2 separate regions of the Mus musculus genome follow, and region 1 is linked to region 2. Evidence: chromatin contacts called from ENCODE POLR2A ChIA-PET data. All regions are on one chromosome and are shown on one strand. The core of a region is the stretch at or near the end of the contact, and the rest is flanking DNA. Distances in the headings are between cores, read along the strand shown. Region 1 holds the start of Etv4 (ets variant 4). Region 2 holds the start of Dusp3 (dual specificity phosphatase 3 (vaccinia virus phosphatase VH1-related)).

Region 1 (2,700 bases), core at 131-2,630, 200 kb after region 2:
AGATCCCCATAACTATATAGGGATTTCTCTAACAGGGAAGAGAATGAAAGATACCTCACCATATATATGGACTGACCCAGGCTCTCATGAAAAGGGGGGTCCCTAGAGGAGAGCGGCAGCAGGTTCAAACTTTAAAGAACAGTTTGGTAGGTAAAGGGGAGGAGTTTGTGTGGCAGAAAGAGCCCAGTTCAGGTGCCAGGGGGTTAAGGTTTTTGTCCCTTCTCTGACTCCTACAGGCTGGAAGAGATTGCATGCACCTTTTCTTTCTCAGAAGTACTGTTTGGTTAGACAGATGAACTTTGAAAGCAGCCCTGTGGGCCTGTGGGTCCTTGTGACGGCATCTAAAGCAACCCAGATCCCAAGGGAGGTAGTCTTTCTCACACTTGCTTGGCGCCCAGCACCATGTCTGACACAGCAGATATTTACTGAAGGCAGTGATGCTCGAATGACAAACACTAAGATCAACCTCTTGGACAAAATTGGAACCCATCCTGTCTTTTGATCACCAAGTCACTTGGGATTTCTGCTTCCTATCATAAGGAGTAAGATGGCAGCGAGAGAGACATCCTTGAGCCTCTTGTTGGCAAAGCCTCGAATGAATGATAAAGCGGGTCACAGAATAAGCAACTCTACAGATCACAGACCCGTGAGAAAGCCGGTTTGAGCCAGTTTACATTTACTGAGCACCAACTGTGCCTCCATTTGTTTTCAAGTAGCTCGGGGTCTCAGAGGGCTGCACAGAAGACCTTGGTGGCTTTGAAACGCTAATGCCCCTCAGTGACAAGCTGAGTTACCTCAGGTGAGGAGGCCATGGTGTCTTTCTTAGCTTTCTTCCATTTTCATTTGTAAAGTAAAATGGAAACCGCTCCGCAGCACCACGTTATGGGAAGGAAATTAGCACGTGGAGGCAGAGCGCTTCATAAATGCTAGTTATTATGGTTCCTCTGGGCGCACAAGTCCGTTTGCCTCCCCCTCCCCCCAGGGCACACAGACGTGTTCACACTCCCACGTAAGTATAGATGCACAGAGGCGTGAGCTAACGCCAGCGGAAGGAGCTCAGGGGTCCTTAGACCCAAAACCCAGGTTGGAACCCGTGGAGAAGCTGCCGGGTCTTCAGCTTCCGTCTTTTTTTCTCAATTCTTTATGAATGAACTAAAGCCGAAAGGAGTTTATTTTTTTATGAATGGAAGTCCAAAAAGTGAATGAAGCCAGGAGCCAGCCCCTACTTTCTGATTGGTCTTCGTGGCTGGGAAACTCCTCCCTCAAGCTCAGCTAGCCGAGTCTGAGGATTGGCGGGCGTGCCCGGCCCTGGGGTTTCATTCACAAAAGTCAATGAAACAAAGGGAACCGGTGGGGAGGGGCGGGGGAAGAGCGAGAACGGAGGCCAAGGCAAAGGAAATGCACCAATCAGCTGCTCCCCCGGGCTCACAACTGTCTGCTGCGCCCGGAAAACAAGCCGGGGCTCTGGGGACCCGGGGCTCAGGCCGCCTCGCTCCGGCCTAGCCCCGCCACCTTAGTTGTGTCATCCCCCGGGCATGCTGAGCATCCCCCCGCGGCTCCGGCACAGACGCCCGGACCTCAGGTGAAGCTGCGGAAGGGGAAGGAAGGGAGAGTGTCTGTGATTTCCCCGCTTCATCTCCCACACACCACACTCTCTCTGTTCGGCGCCCGCTTCCGCACATTCCGGGGCGGGGGTGGGAGGCGTCGGGATTCGAGGCTGGAGGGGGCGCCTGAGTTATGGGCGTGCGAATGGTGTGCGCCGCGCGCGCGCGCCCACATACACACACACACACTCACACACGCGCGCACACACACACGCACACACACGTCTTATGTAACCCAGTTCGGGCTGAGCAGGGCTGCAGAAAGCAGACACACCAACCCCAGCTCAAGGGAGCAGGTGGGACCTCCTTTGGCGGGAGAGGAGTGGCGGTGGAGGCGCTCGGCCGCGCAGGTCCCAGCGAGTCGGAGAAGTTTCGCTGTCCGATCCAAAGCCTCGCGATCGCCCCCTCCCCCCCGCAGCGCTCCCGGGACCGTGTGCGAACTGCCTCCCCCCTCCCAGGTCTCTGCCTCCGCGCGGGGGCCCGGCCCTGTGGCCGGAGGGAGCGGCCGGATGGAGCGGAGGATGAAAGGCGGATACTTGGACCAGCGAGTGCCCTACACCTTCTGCAGCGTGAGCGCCGCGCCGGCCTCCACGCCCGCCCCCGCCCCGCACCCCGCCCCTACTCGCCCCGCAGCCCCCTCCCGGGGGGTCTCAGTGGGTCCAGGACCGCCTGGCCCCTGAGCCACCCCGGGACCCCACCCCCAACCCCAAGCTAGACTCCTCAGGGTGATTCGGGGGCATTCTTCCCCCCTCCTTCCAGCAGAAATCTCCCGGAAATGGGAGCTTGGGCGAAGCGCTGATGGTCCCGCAGGGAAAGCTCATGGACCCGGGCTCCCTGCCGCCTTCCGACTCAGAAGGTAAAGAAACAGACAAACTGCGACCCCTCTGCTTAATCCACGTACATCCATCCCAAAGCCTTATCCTGGACTTCCCCAACCCACGTTTCCCCAAAAGTCAAACCACTCATTCTTCTCCGTCCCTTATCACCAGTGGGGAGGCTGTAACCCGGGCTCGCCAGGTCTCTTCCCCATATTATCGCCACCTCTTCACCAATCCAATATTCACCCATCAGATCTCTTCCAGGACCTCAGTCACTT
Region 2 (2,700 bases), core at 134-2,633:
AGATTTACCCCCACACTAGCCCAGAGCCCACAGCCCAGGGCGCAGGCCCCCAGTGAGTGCTCAACATCTGTCAATTGCTTCTGCAACCGCTACGCCTGTATGTTCCGCGCTGGGAACTGAACTAAGGTTTTTGTGCATGCTGGGCACCTTGCCAGCCCAGGAACCTCCGCAACCCCTTGAATGTTTCTGGAATCTTTCCAGCAAATTTTTAAAAAAAAGATTTATTTACTTTAAGTATGTGAGTACACTATAGCTGTACAGATGACCCGCTCACTTAGGTCAACTCCACTCGCTCTGGCCCAAAGATTTATTATTATACATAAGTACACTATAGCTGTCTTCAGACGCACCAGAAGAGGGCGTCAGATCTCATTACGGGTGGTTGTGAGCCACCATGTGGTTGCTGGGATTTGAACCCAGGACCTTCGGAAGAGCAGTCAGTGCTCTTAACCCTCTGAGCCATCTTGCCAGCCCTCCAGCAATTCTTAGGAGTTAGATGTTGCATATTCTTTACTGAAGTGCTTGGGACAGAAATGTTTGAGACTTTACGATATAATATATATACTATATGTAGTGAGTGGATCCAAGTCTAAACATGAAATCCATTAATGCGTCACATATAAATATATCCTGAATACAGTTTTGTACAGTAATTTTTAGTGTGCCTGTGTTTTGACTGTCACAGGTCAGGTGTGAGAATTCTCCATTTATATTGTGTTTACACTCAAAAGTTACAGATTCGTAGACACTTCGGGTCTCACAAAATTATAGCTGTTCAAACTGCTTTCCTCCCTTTTAGTCGCCAGCACACAGGCTAAGGTTAAAGTAGTCCCCCAGGGTCAGATGCCAAACCTGGCGACCTATACCTTCAGCCTTTAAAAAGTTCAATGCTGATTCACATCAAACATTAAAAGAAGTGTTCCAGAATAGGGCTCTTTCCTGTAACCTTGGGTAAGGATCCATCTCCTGGGTAGGCAGGTTGTTGGTTCAGCAGTCGTGGGCTGGGAAGATGTGTTCTGACGTGTGTGTTTGGGGTGAATGAATGGATGCCCACTCTGCTGGTGTGCAGCGAGAAGGGTTCACAGCAAACCCCAGGGGTACCCATTATCCTGAAAGAGCGACTCCAGGTGTACCCAGGCGTCCCGCATTGGGTTCAGTAAATGAAGTGCCTGCGCTCCACTGCCTTAGCCAGGGTGAATGAGTACGGATGACACGGGAGTGATGGCATCTCGGCCAGGAACGTGCCCCGGGGTCCTGCGGCGCTTGGCCAGTCGCGCGTGTCCTCTGCGCTGCCTAGCGTGACCGCAGCTTCCCGCACCCAGTGGGCCCGCCTCCGGGGCGGGACGGGGCGGCTCCCGGTTGGGCAGCCCCGCCCCGCTGACCCGGCTTCTCCCCCTCGTTCGCTCCTGCCCTGGCGTGCAGCGCCCCGCCGCCGCCATGTCCAGCTCGTTCGAACTCTCGGTGCAAGATCTCAACGACCTGCTCTCGGATGGCAGCGGCTGCTACAGCCTGCCGAGCCAGCCCTGCAACGAGGTCGTCCCGAGGGTCTACGTGGGCAACGCGTGAGTCTCTGGGAGGGCCAAACCCGTAGCCGCTCCCAGCGGGCCCCGACTACTACTTGGGGGCTGGAGTGGGGTCCATGGGGGGGGGGTGGATCCTGGGCGCGGTCGCCGACCTGAGAGCAAGAGCGGGTGCTGGGGACCAGCCTGGAGTCGACGCCTACTCCCCGCGCATGAAGCGGAGGAGCTGGACTCCGCATGCCCAGAGACGCCCCCCAACCCCCAAAGTGCCTGACCTCAGCCTCTACCAGCTCTGGCTTGGGCTTGGGCGGGGTCAAGGCTACCACGTTCTCTTAACAGGTGGCAGGGCTGTCTCTTGGCCGCGCGTCATGTGACAGCTGCCTAGTTCTGCAGTGAGGTCACCGTGGAATGTCTGCCTTCGTTGCCATGGCAACGGGATGACGTTACAATCTGGGTGTGGAGCTTTTCCTGTCCGTGTCAGGAAATCCAAATACCCTAAAATACCCTAGAAGAGGAAGTAGCTGAGCCAAGGCTTTCCTGGCTTCTCCAGATAAAGTTTGACTTAGATGGAAAAAAACAAAATGATAAAGACCCGAGCCATCTGAAAATTCCTCCTAATTGCACCACTAGGAAATGTGTATATTATTGAGCTCGTATGTGTTCTTATTTTAAAAAGAAAACTTTAGTCATGTTATTAATAAGAATTTCTCAGCAGTGGGAGAGAACCAATATTAACACCAAGATAAAAGTTGGCATGATCCACATTGCAGGAAGATCCACGTTGGGTTTTCATGAATGTGAAGACCCCATTTATTAAAGTCCTAAGCTCTGTTTTTGCACACTAGGAAGCGATGGCCGGGATGGCTGAGGGGCTGTAAGGATCTTTCAATGTCTTACATGTGTGTTTCCTGTCCTGCACCTAGGACCTGCTGCCTAGCCTGCAGCAGAGCCAGAGGGGTTTCACATGATTAGTCTCAGACACTTGGGGGCAGGTTGCATGTACTGCATCGCTTATTTCCATACGGAGCACCTACTATGTGTCAAACACCATATGGTGTTCACTCTTCAGAACGGTGGTGGTCATCATGGTGCATTTGCTGACGGTTGGATTGGTGGTAGAGAGCTGAGATATATGGACGCGCTCTTCAGCATTCTGTCAACGTGGCTGTGCATTCTTGCT

Evidence for each region. ChIA-PET counts read pairs that join two places held with the same protein, here RNA polymerase II (POLR2A).
Region 1: POLR2A ChIA-PET joins it to region 2 with 13 read pairs in Patski. The contact joins the promoter of Etv4 here to the promoter of Dusp3 in region 2. POLR2A ChIA-PET finds 5 or more read pairs at or near these places in 2 of 5 experiments (Patski and embryonic stem cell).

The regions. Positions count from the first base shown.
Region 1 is chr11:101,783,990-101,786,689 of GRCm38, reverse strand. It overlaps Etv4 (ets variant 4), which reads left to right and starts at 1,380. Exons shown (of 13, transcript NM_001316365.1): 1 at 1,380-1,582; 2 at 2,063-2,173; 3 at 2,367-2,460; 4 at 2,676-2,700. The coding sequence starts at 2,114. It overlaps Gm39392 (a long non-coding RNA gene), which reads right to left and starts at 1,369. Exons shown (of 3, transcript XR_880221.3): 1 at 1-1,369.
Region 2 is chr11:101,983,474-101,986,173 of GRCm38, reverse strand. Dusp3 (dual specificity phosphatase 3 (vaccinia virus phosphatase VH1-related)) reads left to right here and starts at 1,383. Exons shown (of 3, transcript NM_028207.3): 1 at 1,383-1,562. The coding sequence starts at 1,438.